Regions from separate parts of the Mus musculus genome. Here region 1 is linked to region 2. The links are chromatin loops, found by intact Hi-C in ENCODE. Cell type or tissue: heart. All regions are shown on one strand. Each heading gives the region's core, and the rest is flanking DNA. Links, peaks and the distances in the headings are about the cores only.

Region 1 (9,504 bases), core at 653-8,652, 50 kb after region 2:
TGACATCATCCATGAAGTTCACACACAAGAACCACACAGTTGGGTTATACAGAGCAGCATCAAGGTAGTAGTCCTGTGCTGCCCACAGTAATAGCTGTTGTTGGCCTTGTTGGATATACCTAAACGTGACCTGCACTGGGACCCGTAGTGCTGGCTGCATGGTGGAATCCTCTGGGGAGGTTTTAGACTTGCAAAGGTAAGTTTGCAATCAGTCTTTGGGGGCTATACCCAATAACAGGGTTTTTGTTTTTGGTTTGTGTCCCTGATTGATCTAGAACTCATTATATAGGCCAGTCTGTCTTAGAACCGTGTGGCGATCCACCTAACTGCCTCATGAGTGGGATTATAGGTGTGTGCAGTGCAATATAGTGTCTAGCAATGAAAGCATATTTTAAACGGTTGCCTCGTTAATCACAGCTGCCACCAGTGATGAGCCATTGTTCCATAGCTCTTTGATGAGTGTTCCCAAACACTACACTCAAGGAGCAAGCAAGGAAGGGGAGACAAGAGTATTCTCCTGTGGGAATTGTGGTGGAGTGATGGTATGGAGCAAAGACTACCTCATGCTCTGAGGGCAACTGCCATTGAATTCCTGAGGTGGCTGCAGAAATAGACACATTCATATACTTGCTGCATATGAGTCTCCGTTTACACAAGATTCTCAGCAAGGTGTTGGTAACAGTTGAGCATCACTCCTTGAGAAGGTTCAAGACACGCATCACTCCACTGACAGACAACAAGAGGCCTTGGAACACAGTGCATCTTCATTGTTTTCTGTTGCTGTGTAGGGGTTGGAAACAGCCTTGCATATGCTTTGTCTTGTTTGTTTAAGATTTATTTAATGTATGTGAGTACACTGTCACTGTCTTCAGACACACCAGAAGAGGGCATTGGATGCCATTACAGATGGTTGTGAGCCACCATGTGGTTGCTGGGAATTGAACTCGGGACCTCTGGAAGAGCAGTCAGTGCTCTTAACCGCTGAGTCATCTCTCCAGCCCCCAGCTTTGTCTTTTAATATGTCAGACCCTGCAAATGAACAAATACCACATTTCCTTTTCAAATACATGTGCAGTGTGGATTCTTTGCAGAGAATGCTGATAAGGTTAGAGTGTGTGTACATTTTCCTGGATGATGTTCAAAGGATGTTGCAGCGAGTTACATCTCTTGGTGTAGCAAGTACATGAGTGGTTCTCTAATTTGCTGTATAGGCAAAAGCGGCAGATGTTCTCCTTGGATGGAAGTGTTTGTTGCCTTCTGTCTTGTTTCATGTTTCCTGAGACAGTTTCTCTGTGTAACAGCCCTGGCTGTAGTGGAACTCACTGTGTAGACCAAGCTGGCCTCCAACCTGCCTGGGATTAAAGGTGTGCACCTCTACTGTCTGGCACCTCTACTGTCTGGCAGTATTTCTGGGTTTTTTTGTTTTGTTTTGTTTTGTTTTGTTTTGTTCTGTTTTTCTTTGCCTGCTCCTTATCTTATCTTCTTTGCTGCTGTAATGAAACCAAAACCTTGTGCATCCAGGCAGCTATGTGGAAAAACACTTACGTTAGCTCCTAGATGAATTCATTGACATGAGAGTCTCTGGATTCCTGATATGAAATCCTATATCCTTCCTTGAATTTGTTTTTCTTTTTTTGGGGGGCGGGGAGGTGTGAACCACATTTCCCAAAACTCTGAATGTCAGCTTGGTGGAAAGGAAAGTGTAACTACATCCATTGCTTCTCAGAATTAAGTTTCTTGGTTACATTGTTAATTTTATGGCTCTGGTCTTGAAGTTGAGTGGGGAATTGTAAAGTCAAATTGGCTGTCACAGCAACCACCACTAAACCATAAACAAGGATCTTTTGTAACCTGCTGATAATTAAGCAGGACTCCAAAAAAATAATAAATAAATAAATAATTGTAGATAGTCCTAGGGTTCTGTGTAACACGCTTTGAGTGGCCATCAAAAGCCAAAGAGATTGTAGTAGTGAAACTCTGGGATTTGTCTACTAGAAAAATTTTATCATCCAGATGAAGTCCATCTTCAAGATGTGCTTACATGCTGGACAGGGGTTGTGAGCCCAGCCTGGTCTACAGAGCCAGTTCCAGTACAGCCAGGGCTATACAGAAAACCCCAAAATAATAATAAAAATAATGTGAAAAATAGGGGCTGGAGAGATGGCTCAGCGGTTAAGAGCACTGACTGCTCTTCCGAAGGTCCTGAGTTCAAATCCCAGCAACCACATGGTGGCTCACAACCATCTGTAATGAGATCTGGCGCCCTCTTCTGGAGTGTCTGAAGACAGCTACAGTGTACTTACATACATACAATAGTAAATAAATCTTTAAAAAAATAAAATAATGTGAAAAATAAAAGGATGTGCTTGTACAAGACAACAGGTTATATCTACTGCATTCCTTTCCATGGGCTTCAAGAAATAATCAGTCTCCTGTCCGTTCAGTTCACGGGCTCTTCATTTGACATGAGTAGTGTGGTGTGGTGTGACACCTAGTCCTTGGAAGCCCAGGCACAGTCAGCACAGCCTATTTGAGTTCCAGGGTGATGAGAGGTCCTGTCTGAGAGGGGGAGGGGAGGGAGGTGGTCAGCCTTTCAGGAACAACACTGAAGTTGTCCTCCAACCTCCACATAAATGCACACACACGTCTACGCACAGAGACAAAGGCAAGAAGTATGCCACTCTGTCGGGGTGTGTTTTTTTGTCACCCTAGAAGAGTTTTTCACAGAGACTTTAAAACTTTACACTCGTGATTGGGACTGAGCTTGCGTAACTAATCTTGTTGGCAGTGTCATTCATACCTGTGGGTAATGATTCTGATTGTTTTCATCTTGATGTCCTCAGCAAGTCCTCTTCAGCCCTACCACCTCCTTTCCTGGGATCACATTTTGGTTTTGCTTTGTGATGAATTTAAGCTATCCAGGGCCATCTGTGTGTGACCGTTGGGTTGGGACTATCCAAGCAAAGGTAACGGTTTCCTCTTTCCCTGACAGTAATAGTCTAGCAGTCAGGCGTGGTACCTGCAGAGCCTCCACCCCAACCCTGACTCTGCTTGACTACTGGCTGTCCTGTTCTTGTGCACACTTGTTACAGCTGATGACCACAGTACTCTTACCACACTAGCTCTGACACTGCAGTCCCCATCCCTGCAATATCCCCTAAGCTGTAGAGGGGATAGCATAGATGCCTGGTTTAGGGCAGGTCACTCATCTGCCACTTATTTTGAACTTTGTAGAGGCGTGACTCTGCATTCACTACCAATTGTTGGAAAGAGAATTCCTTAAGGCAGCTGAGAGTAGCATTAGTCTGTGGGTGCAAAACCAAATATAAGACAGTTTTATGGGCTGGTGAGATGGCTCAGTGGGTAAGAGCACCCGACTGTTCTTCCGAAGGTCTGGAGTTCAAATCCCAGCAACCACATGGTGGCTCACAACCATCCGTAACGAGATCTGACTCCCTCTTCTGGAGTGTCTGAAGACAGCTACGGTGTACTTACATTAAATAAATAAATAAATCTTAAAAAAAAAAAAAGACAGTTTTACATGATCGGTTCAGCCAAACAGTATTCAAGAGCCCACACCATTTCCAGTTAGCTCTCAGTCATGGTGTCTCTTGCCAGAAATAGAAAAGTAACTAAGACATGGGCACATCTTTTTGTGATGGTTGCCCAAATAGCAGTGGTACCACTACTACACAAGTGGACACATCTTATTTTTTTGTTCAGAGCTCCTGGAAAGAACCTATTAGTTCTAGAATACATACATACATATGTATATGTGTATGTATATATTAGAGTACATATATATTATGTGCATATATACTAATATACTCCTATGTATAGGAGTATATTGTATATATTCTAGTGTGTGTGTATATGTATATGTATATACATATATACATACATACATACATACTTGATATACATATGTACACACACATATATACACATACACATATGAGGCAATAGCTATGATACGTTCTCCAGAAGTCCTGCTGCGATTAACTGGTCACACTGTTGGGCTGACATTTGGAGCACAAGCATATTTGCATATTTGCAGAACAGGCAGCTGACAAACCACTTTTCCATGAGGACTGAAAAATTGATGAACTCTTGGGCTTTTCAAAGCATTGGGCTCCTGATAAGGAAATGGAGTCTAATACACAACTCTAAGAATACATTCCTCAGCCGGGCGTGGTGGCGCACACCTTTAATCCCAGCACTTAGGAGGCAGAGGCAGGCAGATTTCTGAGGTTGAGGCCAACCTGGTCTACAAAGTGAGTTCCAGGACAGCCAGAGGTATACAAAGAAACCCTCTCTCCAAAAACAAAAAAAACAAAACAAAACAAAAAAAGAATACATTCCTCAAGTGCAAACCAGGAAGCCATATGACCCATGTTAATAATTCAGATAGAAATGGCTTGGGTTTACTGATGTTGATAAGTGAGTTCTTAGACAAAATGGCACTGAGAAACATTTTTGTGATTTGGTAATTACATTAAGATGATGTAGCTTTCTGACACAGTTTCTACACGGTAGATCTAGAGTGGATAGTTGGATTGTTTTTCCTGCAGAATCTTTCTATCTTGTATATTTTTATTTTGTTGTAAACCTATTCTGTATTTTTAATGTAGAAGGTATACCTTGGGGCCAGGATGTAGTTCAACTCAGGAAGCGAGCGCAAGACCCTGGTGCATACATCAGCAGTGTATAAATCAGGCATGGTGGTGCATGCTGCAATTCCAGCACTCAGGAAGTAGTCAGCAGAAGAAGCAGAAACTTAAGGTCATTCTCAGGTGAGGTGACATCGTGTTTGAGAGCTATATAATGGGTTGGGATACAAGAGACCTTGTCTCCAAAAAAAAAAAAAAAAGCATAAATGTATGTGAGTACACTGTACAGGCTGTACAGGTGGTTGTGAGCCTTAATGTGGTTGTTGGGAATTGAATTTTTAGGACCTCTGCTTGCTGCTCTGGCACAAAGATTTATTATTATACATAAGAACACTGTAGCTGACTTCAGATGTACCAGCAGAGGGCATCAGATCTCATTACGGGTGGTTGTGAGCCACCATGTGGTTGCTGGGATTTGAACTCAGGACCTTCAGAAGATAGTGGCTGAGTAATCTCACCAGCCCAATTTTTTTTTAAAGATTTTTAAATTTTATGTGTGTGAGTTTTGCCTGTATGTATGTGTCTTAGGATTTAATTGCTATGAAGAGACACCATAATCAAGGCAACTCTTATAAGGACAACATTTAATTGGGGCTGGCTGACAGGTTCAGAGTTTCAGTCCATTATCATCAAGGCATGGCAGCATCCAGGCAGGCATGGTGCAGGCAGAGCTGAAGGTTCCACATCTTGATCTGAAGGCTGCTAGGAGAAGACTGGCTTCCGGGCAGCTAGGATGAGGGTCTTATAGCCCATACCCACAGTGACACACCTACTCCAACAAAGCCACACCTTCTAATAGTGCCACTCCTTGGGCAAACCATATACAAGCCATCACAGTATGTATGCATGTGCACCATATGTGTGCCTGGTGCTTTTGGAGGTCAGAAAAGGGTGTTGGGTTAACTGGAACTGTGTCATGATCCACCATGTGGGTTCTGGAAACTGAACCCAGGGCCTTGACCAAAGCAGCCAGTGCTCTTACATGCTGAGTCCTCTCCAGCTCTTGAGATCATTTCTTTATAAAAACCCAACTTTCGCCGGGCAGTGGTGGTGTATGGCTTTAATCTCAACACTTGAGAGGCAGAGACAGGTGAATTTCTGAGTTCGAGGCCAGCCTGGTCTACAGAATGAGTTTCAGGACAGCCAGGGCTGTACAGAGAAACCCTGTCTTGGAAAAAAAAAAAAACAAAAACAAAAACAAAAACAAAAAAAACCTTAACTTTCATATGCTGGCCTGTAAGAAGTCAAAACCATAGGAGACAAGAATCTTTAAAAAATATGTGACATTATTGAGAAGGTCATGGTGGATAAATTAACCATTACATAATTGGAATGGAAGTTCCTACACATTCATGAGGCTGGCCTCAATCTTGCTGTGTAGTTAAGGTTGACCTTGAACTCCTGATCATCTTCCCATTTCCACCTTCAGAGTGTTGGGATTACCATCATAACAACCATTCTAGGCGTCTGTCACATCGCTAAGAGAGGGCGAAGGCATTGCTGTTTTATTGACATTTTGAAACTCCAGAGCCATTTTGAGATATTTGGTGGGGCAGGACAGCTCTCAAATATCCACTGCCTGGGACACTCTTATTTGGTTATATTAGATGAGTCCCAAAGTTTCCCATCTGCCCTATAAGAAATGTTATATATTTTTTGTTTAGTCTTTAGTTCAGGCTGGCCTGGAACTCTCTGTAGCTGAGGATAACCTTCCTCTTAGGGTCCTCTGGAGTGCTGAGATCACCGGCAGGGGCTGGTGACAGAACCGCTGCTGTTGGCTAAGCGTGCAATCAGCTGCCTGCGTCTCTAGTCCCGCTTTTCTTTCTAGACCGTAAATTCCAGGCGGGAAGATCTGTCCGATGAGCATGTGACACTGACGCGTGGTAGGTAGGACGTCTTGCATCTCGGGTTAGCACGTCAAAGCTGGACGAGCCTGGACTCCTCCGAGGCGCGGGAATGGGATTCCCAGTCCCGCCCAACAGGAGCCACGAGCCGCGACAGCCCCGCCCACGAGAAAGAAAAGAGCCCAGAGCTCCGCCCACCGGAAGCCAAGGTGCCGGGAGATTGCTGGCCACTGGGAGGAGGGATGCCCTGGACCCTCCCATTCAGAGACTTTGTCTTGTGACAGCCCCGCCCACGCGGAGGCGGGACGCCCCGGAACTCCGCCCCGAGGAGGCGTGACCGGAGGCGTGGCCTGCGGCGCGCGGGAAGCTGCGGGCTGTGGCGGCCCCGGGTGGACCGAGTTACTGCAGGTAGGTTTGCTGATACCCGGCTTCCGCGCTTCTGACCTGGGTTGGGCTGCAGCTCCTCACCGGGGCCGTGAGTTCTGATCTCAGCGCGGGCGCAGGCAGAAGGCAGTTCGTCCCAGACCACAGTCCCCACCGGGACCGGGACTCGCGCGCCTTCCGCCAGGCCGGGTTGGGCCGCCCGGACCCGCGCCCCTCCCCGTGAACTCCCTCCCTTGCTGCTCCCCGGGATGATAGCCAGTACTCCGGTACCGGTCTCTGGGACCCCACCTCAACACGATGCTCTGTGCTGCCCGTCCTCGCCTCCGTCTGGGGTGTTTGGTTTCTTTCTCTTCCGGAACCGTACACTGGTGGAAGTCTCTCTACCTGCGGGAGCATTTTAGCTGAAGATTGCAGGTGTCTGAGCCGTCGGCGTCGCTAATGGCTTCTGTGCTCTTTCCCCGGCTCGCCCTTCATGTTCCAGGGTCGCTGTTTAACTCTTTGCTAACGTTTCCAGCCTCCCTTTGCCTGGCGGAAACTCTGGAGGATGAAAGTGATCACGTGTGAAATCGCCTGGCACAACAAGGAGCCAGTGTACAGCCTGGACTTCCAGCATGGGGCAACCTGGAAGATCCACAGGCTGGCATCCGCGGGGGTGGACACCGCCGTCAGGGTAAATGGACAGGCGGGAGGATACGGGGAGGTTCTACGCGGAGCTCACGTTTTCATTCCTTTGTTTAAAACTGAAGGCAGCAACTCAAGTCGGGTTGCCACCTAGTCCAGTGTACTAAGTTCTGAGGCCTGGGGAAAGCAAGGAATGCTGAGAAGATTAGCTTTCTTAACATTTGCTACATTGTTTTTGTTTGTTTTGTTTGTTGTTTCAAGACAGGGTTTCTCTGTGTAGCCCTGGCTGTCCTAGAACTCTGTAGACCAGGCTGACCTCGAACCCTCTGACTCCCAAGTGCTGGGAATAAAGGCGTGGGCCACCACGGCCCGGCTATTTGCTACATTGTTACAAGTGGGTTCTCAGTATTTTAGAATACTAAACTAGGAAGAGCTCTGTGGTGCCAGGCATGTATCCCCAATACCCATACGGTACAGATCTGAAGTTTGAGATTCTCAACAGTAGTGAGTTTGAGTCCAGCCTGGGCTAGGTGAGACCTTGTCTCAAAATAGTAATACTGAGCCTAGCTCCTGTGCTCTGTGCTTTGCCCATTTGCTCTAAAGAACTGGAAGAGGGGAATAGCAGGTAAGGGGACTGATGGTGTGCATTTCTGCTAATACTTCCTTTGATTTACAAAGTTTCAAAAAAGAAATTGCATTTTCTGCCAGAAGATAAGTTGTTGTCTCCTGGAAGGGAGTTAGGAGGTGGCTAGTGTGTTTCTGCAATGTATGCTTTGCTGTCGACAGATCTGGAAGTTGGAGAGGGGGCCAGATGGGAAAGCCATTGTGGAATTTCTCTCCAATCTTGCTCGACACACCAAAGCTGTCAATGTTGTACGCTTTTCTCCAACTGGGGAGATTTTAGCATCTGGAGGAGATGGTAAGTATTGTCCTTATTAATCCTTAAACCTGACACGAATCTCCTGTCTAATAATGACATTTGAGCTGGGTTGACATGGACCAGTGATCACAGCATGTTGGAGGCTGAGACAGGAGGACTGAGAGTTCAAGACCAGGCCTGGCTAAATAGTAACAGTCTTTTCAGGGAAAGAGAATAGGACTGTGAGATCTGAGCTTATTGTATCTATTCCCCTGGCTGCCTTTCAGCTCACTAAACAGGTAACATTTTGGGAGTGTGTCAGAGATGGAAGATGAAGGACACCCATTAAACTCAGAAGATATATCTGAAAATAGTTCTTTCTCCATTTGTTGCCTGCAGGCTGGTTGGGTGTGGTAGATCTGTCAGCATCCCAGGGGCTTGTCTGGTTGTCAGAGTCAGCACTGAACCTCTGTGTAATTAATGGGCTTCGGGAATGTTTAGAATTTGTGCCTGTTTGGGGTAGATTAATTTGTATTGTGCACCTGTTTTTAAATGAGATAAAAGAATACAGAAAAAGTAATCCTTATACCGTACATTAAATACTCTAGACAACAGTAGAAAGTAAAACAAACCTTAGTTTTGGTTTGGAAAAAGAGGAATAGTTGCGTTCTGCGCCCTAATGCCCAAAATATGTGGGGTGTGAGTGTCTGTGTACATGCATTCATTGTACACGCACACCACATGCATGCATTCACATATTTGTTGTAAGTGGAACAGCTTTGAGGGGGCAATAGGCTGTCTCCTATAAGGTGGCCCTAGGGCAGTTCCCCATTACAAAGTCCCTTAGCCTCGAAGACCGAAACCTCCCTTTAGTCGGCTCATGAAGAGTGTTGATCTGTCCAGCCATCTCATCTCTAGCAGGCTCCCTGACGAGCTATGTATGTAGCTAGGCTTCCGGGTAGCTTTGAGTGAGCTCTTTTTGTCTGTATTTCCTGCTCCCTCCTTCACTGGCCTAAAAGGATCGCGTTACACAGTGAACCTATAGTCACCTCAGGAGAAATTGTCAGGTTCAGACCATTGCTCCGTCAGGCTGACATGGCTGATGTGCCCATATGATACTGTGAAG
Region 2 (9,504 bases), core at 888-8,887:
GCTTCTCCATCTTCTTTACACGTTCTCCTCGGTCTGTCTTCCTCTCTTCCCCCTCCCCCCCCCCCCCCCCCCGTAACTTTCAGCTCCACCTTTCCCTTTCACTGCCCAATCACTGGCTCTAGCTTTTATTTTACAAGTTAAAATGAGGAGAAGGTTCACAAATAGTCAGTCCCCATCTAAGGCAGCCCCTCTTGGGGAAGCATAATTAGCATCAAAATACAAACACCACCAGAGCAATGCCACTGCTTAGGCGTGTTTAAAATAAACTGAATAGGCTGGGTGTGGTGGCACACGCCTTTAATCCCAGGGAGGCAAAGGCAGGCGGATTTCTGAGTTCAAGGCCAGCCTGGTCTACAGAGTGAGTTCCAGGACAGCCAGGGCTACACAGGGAAACCCTGTCTCGAAAAACCAAAAAAAAAAAAAAAAAAAGCTAAATAAACTCATTTAGAGGAATCCTTACTTTTGTTTCCCAGGAAATATAGGGTTTCCTTTCATGGATTCATAGATGGTTAGTGAAAGAATTTTAAGATGGTCCTAGAAGGAAGTTTGAAGAACGTTTTATGAGAATTAAGGAACAGGGCATGCAAACTGTTCATCTTGGCAGCAGCCATGAAAAGGGGGATGGAGAAGAGAAAGACACAGTCACAGATTTTGAAAAAAAAATATATTTATATTTCTTTTTGCTTGAATGTGTTAGCTCCCACGCACCACGATGATGTGAACACACGGGTTGCTTTTTTCTTGCTGTGATAAGACGCTGTGACTAAAACAACTTCTAAGAGAAAGCATGTAATTTGTGGTTTACAGCTAAGAGGGCAGGCTCATGTAGAAGACACAAGGTCCTTGTGCTCACAGACAAGTGCCCGGGGGAAGCAGGGATGTTAGACCTGCAGCCTCTTCGGCTTCTCAGTCATCCTCCCTAGACAATTATGTTGAGCATTGCTTTTCAATCAATGGGATCCATCTTTATGGAAGAGGTCACATGTACTTTACAAAGAGTTTCGAGAGGCTGGAGAGATGGTTCAACGGTTAAGAGCACTGAGTGCACTTCCAGAGTTCAATTCCCAGTAATCACATGGTGGCTCACAACCATCTGTAATGGGATCTCATGCCCTCTTCTGGTGTGTCTGAAGACAGGAACAGTGTTCTCACATACATAAAATAAATAAATAGGCCGGACAGTGGTGGCGCAAGCCTTTAATCCCAGCACTTAGGAGGCAGAGGCAGGCGGATTTCTGAATTCGAGGCCAGCCTGGTCTACAGAGTGAGTTCCAGGACAGCCAGGGCTACACAGAGAAACCCTGTCTCGAAAAAACCAATAAATAAATCTTTAAAAAAACAAGAGTTTTGGTGTAGTGACACCTTAAGCTCTGCTGTACGAATAGGAATGAGTTAATTATCACCAGGAAACAACCCCCCCCCCACACACATACCACCCACCCCCCCACCCCCAGCCCAAACTGTGCTGTGCTTAAATAAACTTCCTGGTGTCAGACTTTGGAGTGTGAACACCAGCCAGTGAGTGGACTTCCGTTTCGCCTCTTACTCTCTGCTGGCTGAGACCCCATGAGCACACCATCATATGGCACAGAGTATGACAGCAGACAGGCATGGCATGGCACAAGCGTGAAGCAGAGAAAAAGAGTTAAAACCCCAAAGCCCCCCCCCCTGCCCAGTGACACACCTCCTCCATCCTTCCCAAACACTTCCACCAACTGGAAACCCAGTATTCAGACTATGAGCCTACTACTCTTATTTCAACCACGACTCAGTTCTTTCCTTCCACCACGTGGGTCCTAGGTTACAACTTAGGCCATCAAATTTGTTGACAAGTATCCTTACCTGCTGAGCTGTGTTACTACTGAGCTGTCTTACTGGTCCAGTTGCCTTTGAACTTAGGTCCAAAGAGGCAGGCACACCTAGCAATGGAGCCGCATGGCAGAAATGGGTGAGGCTTCAAAGAAAGAGCAAGGATGTTCTGAGGGTCCATCTATTAAGAAAGGAAAGCACTTCCAAGAATAGGGGTGGACTACTGTGGTGGTACAAATGAAAATGCCCCCCACATGCCATTAGGGAGTGGCCTTGTTGGAGTGCATCACTGGGGGTGGGCTTTCAGGTCGCAGATGTTCAAGCCAAGCCAGTGTTCAACTCTCTTCCTGCTGCCTGTGAATCCAGACGCACAACTCTCAGCAACTTCTCCAGTACCACGTCTGCCCGTATGATGCCGTGCTTCCCACCATGACAACGGACTAAACCTGCAAGCTAGTCTTAATTAAATGTTTTCACTGATAAGAGTTGTGGCCATGGCTTGTATTCTCAGCAATAAAACCCTAAGCCAACTATAGAGAGAAAGCAAAAACCTCTGAGACAGGAGACCTATGACCCTTACAGCATGTTTGCAGAGCACCTATCCCCGGATGTTATGACGCCCAGATGAGGAAGGTATTCCGTCTCCTCTCCTACATGCACTTTTATTTGTATGCAAGAATGTTCGTCTGCATGTATATATTTGCAATTTGTGAATGTCTGGTACCTTGGGAGGTCAGAAAAGTGTGCTGGGTCTCCTGGACTGAAGCTATATCTGTGAGCTGCCATATGGATGCTGGTAACAGAATCCTAGACTGTCTTCTGCAAGGCAGCACATACTCCTAACTGCTGAGCAGTCTCTCCAGCCCTCCTCTGTTCGCACTGACACAGCTCCTTTCAGTGTCTCCTACTTGGCTCTGTCACAGAAGGCCTTTCTGCAGTGAGGAGATGTTCCTTCATGTCTCCTCAAGAAAGAAGAATTGGGACAGGGACCAGGTCATGAAAAGCCCATCGAGTCTTCACTAGTACACTGATATTACATTTTTAAAAATTTTTTATGATTTATTTATTATATGTAAGTACACTGTAGCTGTCTTCAGACACACCAGAAGAGGGCATCAAATCCCATTACAGATGGTTGTGAGCCACCATGTGGTTGCTGGGATTTGAACTCAGGACCTCTAGAAGAGCAGTCAATGCTTTTAACCACTGAGCCATCTCTCCAGTCCCACATTCTTTTTTTTTTTTTTTTTTTTCGAGACAGGGTTTCTCTGTGTAGCCCTGGCTGACCTGGAACTCACTTTGTAGACCAGGTTGGCCTCAAACTCAGAAATCCGCCTGCCTCTGCCTCCCGAGTGCTGGGACTAAAGGAGTGCGCTACCGGCTTCAAGTCCCACATTCTTAAAGCGAACAGAATTCATGAATGGAGAGGTGCCCGATGGCTAATAGCGCTGGCGGTTCACGCTGAGCACCTGTTCCGGTTCCCAGCCCCCATAGGGCAGCTCGCAAATCATCTGTAACTCCACTGTAACTCCACTTCCAGAGCTTCTAACAGCTTCTTCCGGTCTCTTCAGACACTGCACACGTGTGATGCACAGACACGCATTCAGGCAAAACACTCACATGCACAAAAGAAATAAACTCTCACAAAGAATAATGATAATTTTAAAAACCCAAAACAACAACAAGCCGAGACCAGGTCTGGAGAAATGGCTCAGAGGTTAAGAGCACTGACTGCTCTTCCAGACGTCCTGAGTTCAATCCCCAGCAGCCACATGGTGGCTCACAACCATCTGTAATGGAATCTGATGTGTGTCTGAAGACAGCGACTGTGTACTCAAATAAATAAATCTTAAAAAAAAAAAAAAGAGTCGATTTCTGAGACATGTCCTGATATGAAGTCATTACGCTAAATTTGATAAACTAGTTGTTAGGCTGGAACCCCTGCTCAGCCCCTGCACAACCTGGGAAACCCTGTCTGCCCTCCTTCCCCTGACCCCGCCCACACAGAGAAAACTCCCCCTGCGATTTAAGAAAAAAACTCCAGACTAACATGTCATCACTCTGACTGGGAGCTGCCCACACACGGGGTCTTTTTGACTATGTATAGGCACAATCCCAGACGTCATCACCCCGCGCACAAGACCCATAAACCCCCTTGCTTTACCCTGGATGTGCGGCTTAGATCACTGAACCCACCCAAGAGCTGCCTCCTAATCAACCTGTCTTTATTTACTTTTAATCTGATCTAAATTGGCCTATATCTGCCTCACCAAGGGAGAGAAAAAGCCTACCACGTGTCACTACATATTTCATGATTTCACTTAAATCCATGCAGAGTTGCATGGTAGTCATTAGGGGCCGAAAGGGGAGAGTGGAAGATGGATGGCTGCATTGACCTCCATTGTGGGAACACACTGAACGCCCCTAATCTGACCTTTAAAAGGTGAAGTTTACGTGTGTTTAACAACAATAAACAAACAAAATACTGCAGGGAGGTGTGGTAGTGATTCACATCTATAATCCCAGGATTTAGGAGATAGAGGCAAGAGGGTCAGGAGTTTGTCAACCTCAAGTACAAAGCAGACCAGCCTGGGTTACAGGAGGCTCTCTTTCAAAAAGAAAAACAAAGCGATTATGTGGATCTCAAGAAAATGTGGCGAGACAGGCTTTCCTCAGCTGCATCCCGTGGGGAATCCTCTTCCCTGATGAACAAGTATTTGTCCCACCCTAGGCACTGTTTTCCCCGCAAAGACAACCAGACTCGGATGAAACAGGAAAACAAGGCTGACCTGCTTGTTAATCCTGTCAACTTGACAAGATTTAGAATCCCCATGGGAACAAACCTCTGGTCAAATCCACAGGGGAGTTTCTAGACTAAGCTATTTGCAGTTCAGTGGAGAATTTGCGCAGCCTGGGCTGCTGACACTCTCTAGGTTGACTGCACGGCTCACTGACCGGCCATCATGGTTCAACTGTCTTGACAGCCACCTGTTCTGCAAGACTAGACACCAGTTTTGCTTATCTTGTGCCTCTTATTCACTCTTAAAAACAGTGAATACCACAGGTTTTAATTTTACATCCCCTTATTAATTTAAAAGTATTTAAGTTTTTACAAGCCTACAGTTAAAATATGAAGAGAAAACACAGTTGACGTGTAGGAAAAGGAGAGGATCCATCCCATACTGTAGTGTTTAATAGACAGCGGTCTATAATAAAGGATACTAAATTGTTTATCAGCAGAAGATGAACTGAACTTTTTTTCGTTTTGTTTAGTTTTTTTTTGTTTTTGTTGTTTTTTTTTTTTTTTTTTTTTCGAGACAGGGTTTCTCTGTGTAGCCCTGGCTGTCCTGGAACTCACTTTGTAGACCAGGTTGGCCTTGAACTCAGAAATCTGCCTGCCTCTGCTTTCCAAGTGCTGGAATTAAAGGCGTGCGCCACCACTGCCCGTCTGAACTTTTATAAATAAAAATATGACTATCGTTAAGACTGCAGTAAATACTCTTGCAAATCTTTTAACCTTCTCTTTACTTGTACTATTTAGCATCCCTTTCTTGACTAATTTCTACATGCTACTCGCTGCAGTACCGGGCTCCACACACACTGAATTAACGTGTCCGTGCGCTACCACTACCAGGATAAAAGCTGATGATTTTCAGGCAAACCCAAAAAGTAATTATTTTCTTCATTTTGTCCTGTAAGATTCCAGTAACATCATTACCAGCGGCCATGGATTACACTTTTGCAGTGCGATTTTCATCAGAGTTTGCCTAGCTTCTACACATCATTCTTCGCGCCAATCTTCAATCTCAAGGTCCAGCTACGCGAGGCGAGGAGCTCGCGCCCGCCCGCTCACCTACGCATGCGCCCAACGCCTGGGTCCTGCGCGCGCAGCAGGTCAGGCCCGCTCGGGCAAGCCTCTGCTGAGAATCCTAATTCGCCTTTGCCCGAGGCGGAAATGAGTGGGTGTGGCCTGGTGTTGTCGGTTCCGCCCCGGAAGTGGGCGGGGCGTTGAAGCCCGCGGCGGACTCGTAGCCTCCCAGTCGGGCTGCGGCCGAGGCCGGTCCTGGCTTTGTAGCTCACTCAAGATGGCGGCGCAGCCACCCACCGGGATCCGCCTCAGCGCGGTGAGCAGCCGCGAGGGGAGGAGCGGGCCGGGTCCCAGGAGGGCGGGCAGGCGGGCCAGCCAGGAGGTGGCAGTGGGCGGCGGCGACTCAAGGGCTGGCGCGGCGGCCGGGAGGTCGCGGCGGGGCCAAGGGTCCGCCGCCATGTCTCCTCGCTCGGAGGAGCGGCTGTAACGCGCGGCCGGTGCGCTCGCGGCATCTCGGGGCAAGCCGAGGCGGCCTCCCTCCCTCCCTCCGGCTCTGCGGCGCCCGACAGCTGTTGTGGGAGCCGCGCCCTCCGCGACCCGCCCGCCCCGGGAGCAGCCGCCGGGCCTCGTCGGGGCGGCGTGGGCTGCGGTGCAGCGCGGTTCCTGCACGCGTCCGTCCCTGTCGGTCCCGGCTCGGAGGAGCGGAGGCTAGGACTCATCTCCTCCGCTTGCTTGGCATGCCCCTGCCTTTTCGGGCCGAGCCCATTGGTGGCAAACCCTTTGGAGGTGGCTGGGAGTGGTCGCAGAAAAGGACTTACACTTTCGGGTCCAAAACATTGTGGGCGTGGCTTCACCTGATGATTCCTGCAAAGTTTTATTCTCTGCCGGCCCTGAGGTCTTAAGCGGGGAAAGTTACTTCCTTGATGTTTGAAGGATGGCTGCGGTGGCCCATGCCTGGCATCCCCAGCGCTCGGGTGACCGAAGCAGGCAAATTCTAGGACAATTTAGGGAGACAAGGGGAAGTCCTGTCTCAAAGGCAAAAAAAGCGGTACTACTGTGTTATGTAATTTCGTTGGCGAGCGGTAAGGATTTCCGGAGGTTAAAGCACCTCCCGTAGGTGCTCTTCAAGAATGCAGGTCTCCGTCCATTCATTAGGCTACTTCCGTCATTTGGGATGTGATAGCCCCAAGTGTGCATGAAGTGTTACCTAGTTTTATCGCGTCTGCCTTTTTTTTTTTTTGTGAGGTTGAGTATTCTTCACATTTTTTGTTATGTTTTGTTTTAAATTGCCTGTTAGTACGGTTTCCCCCCACACAGTTTATGTGTGTGTGTGTCTTATGCACCTGAAGATGAGGACTTCTGAACCCTCACTGCTAGTTATGAGTTGGCCCATGGGGTGCTGGTAACTGAATCCTGGTCCTCTGTAAGAGCAATTTGTGCTCTTTTGTTTGTTTGTTTGCTCTTTTGTTTGTTGACAGGGTTTCTCTGTGTAGCCCTGGCTGTCCTGGAACTCACTCTGTAGACCAGGCTGGCCTCGAGCTCAGAAATTCGCCTGCCTCTGCTTCCCGAGTGCTGTGATTAAAGGCATGTGCCACCACTGCCCGGCGCCAAAAGAGTTCTTATTCCCAGGATAGTGATAGAAATTATCCTGTGTCAATTATGAGTGACTAAGGTCCTGGAACAGGATTTAGATTCCTGTGAGTAATGGGGGTGGCGGTGGTGGTGAGTGTGTGTCTTGGGTTACCCAACAAGTGGCTGACTTCCTGATTGCCAGGCAAATGTTCTTTATGTTGCTGTATCCCCAGCCTTATAGAAGTCCTAAATCATACAACAAAATAAATGCATAGATGAGTACATTTGCAGAAGTACTGGCTGGAGGGGTCAGGTAGCAAGCAGGCAGATCTTTGCTGGGCCCAACAATACATTTGAGAGTTTTACCTAGCAAAGGGATGCTAGGTCAAATACAGAGTTGATGGTAAGTAGCTCTTAAGAGAGACTAAGAAGTCAGGCCTTGTGGTACATCTGTAATTTTATCCACTGTGGAGGCTGAGGTAGTAGGACTACAAATTCAAGGCCTGCCTGAGCTACAGAGTGAGTTCAAGGCCAGCCTAGACAACCTGTCTCAAAATAAAAAGGAAAGAGGACTGGGCTGTGTTTCAGTGGGAGAGTACTTGCCGCCATGTCTGGGGCCCAAGTTCAACTCCAGCACTTGAGGGCACTAAAGATAGCTCAAGAGAATTTTGGCTGTCATACAACATTCCATTTCTCAATCATGATGTTATGGTTAGCCAAACATATACAAGATCCTCAGTACAGATGGACCTTTAGAGAACTTCCATTCATGACAGTTAGCCTTAGGTGTTGCCACAAGTATTTGAAGTCTCTATTTTGGGTCAGGGATATATCCCAGTGTAATATAGCACACACTTAGCATGTGCTACGGCCCTTGGTTCTACTGCAGTACCAAAAATAAAATACAAATGCTATTTCTTTAAAAAGCTACATCCAAGTGACAAGGCGTAATATAAGCCCAGCACTAAGAAAGGTGAAGTGAGAGGATCAAGAGTTCCAGGCCAGCTTATACCATTTTCTTGACCCTTTACTCAATAAGAAAGATAAGCCACAGCCTAAAGAGAACTCCCAGGTTGAGTCCTGATCAGTAGAAATGGGTGAATTACATGTCTAATTGGTTCTGCATCTGAACCTTTTTCCCTCCTTACATATTGCATTCTCTGATTCTTCAAAGTTGAAGGGCCAGGAAAACGGCTCAGTTTGGTAAAGTGCACTCGGTGAAATCATGAAGACCTTAGGTCAGGTCCCCAGCCCCCAGGAACGTGTCTATAATCTCAGCACTAGGGAGGTAACTGACTGGATCTCATTAGCCAGCCAATCTAGACAGACTAGTGAGCTCTAGGTTTAGTGGGAGACCCTGTCTCAAAAATAAGACTAGTGAGATCGAGGTCGAAGATACTCTCAAGCTAGCCTCTGGCCTCTACTTTCGTGTTAAGCCCCACAAACCCACCACAAAAAGATTGAATTGATACTGGGCACTCTTGAGGCTGAGACTGGAGGGTAACAAATTCAAGACCAGCCTGTAAGACTTAGTAAGACCCTGTCTCAAAATATGAGAAAGAGGACTGGGCATATAGCTTAGTGGTAGAGCACTTGGCCTGGTGTGGGAAAGACTCTAGAACCATCCTAAAGGAACAGAAAAGCTTGGCCTGTCCCTGTAAGCCAGCACTCAGGAGGCAGAGGCAAGCTAGGGTAACATAGGGAAACCCTGTTGAAACGAGGAAGCAAGCAGACCAAATTCCTTTAAGTTGGCAGTGTTGGCAGATGGTGTTCTTGAGACCCTGGGTTCTTCCCCATTGCTGTAACGATGTTCAGTTAAGCACAGTGGCTGTTTGGAAACTTCAGCATTGTCTTTCACTGTCTGCTTTGGGTTCCTGACGGTTTGAAACTTTTACCTTATGAACCAGATCCAGCCTGGCACCTGTATGTATGACCTGTGATCTAAAAGTGAGCATTCAGAATGTTCGAAAAAAAAAAGTTGTAGGACGTGACATAAATTTTAGTGCTCATAGTTTTATTGTAGACACCGTGTACAGTTTACATATAACTGTGACCTGCTTGGAGTAGGGGAGAAGCTAAGACATGAACTTTTCATTTATCAAAGGCCATAGAACTAAGCTGGGCAGTGGTGGCACACACTTCTGATCTTAACTCTTGGGACGGTAGGGGCAGGCGAATCTCTTGAGCTCAAGGCCAGCCTGGTCTACAGAGTGAGTTCCAGGGCGTGGGACATGGAAGGGCAACATTCTTCAGTGTGTCATTTCTAGGCTATTCTACACACATTTTAGAGTCATTTAGGAGGTCTGAGATCCTAG

What was found. Peaks named below come from ENCODE experiments on the same cell type or tissue, not always from the same donor. Only the 100,000 strongest peaks of a DNase experiment are listed, where the experiment ranks them.
Region 1: it touches region 2 in a loop (3-fold over the local background); 9 of 42 quality-filtered maps call a loop at or near these places.

The regions. Positions count from the first base shown.
Region 1 is chr16:93,877,054-93,886,557 of GRCm38, forward strand. Chaf1b (chromatin assembly factor 1, subunit B (p60)) reads left to right here and starts at 6,848. Exons shown (of 14, transcript NM_028083.4): 1 at 6,848-6,922; 2 at 7,413-7,568; 3 at 8,306-8,438. The coding sequence starts at 7,443. In heart, for the core only: CTCF peaks have their summits at 2,282 (motif pointing left) and 5,041 (motif pointing right); a DNase peak (open chromatin) is centred at 6,838; H3K4me3 peaks cover 2,540 bases; H3K27ac peaks cover 1,852 bases.
Region 2 is chr16:93,826,416-93,835,919 of GRCm38, forward strand. It overlaps Morc3 (microrchidia 3), which reads left to right and starts at 5,706. Exons shown (of 17, transcript NM_001045529.3): 1 at 5,706-5,933. The coding sequence starts at 5,895. It overlaps Gm30881 (a long non-coding RNA gene), which reads right to left and starts at 6,677. Exons shown (of 3, transcript XR_876266.3): 1 at 6,436-6,677. In heart, for the core only: no CTCF peak of the experiment used is centred there; DNase peaks (open chromatin) are centred at 5,776 and 6,476; H3K4me3 peaks cover 2,152 bases; H3K27ac peaks cover 1,432 bases.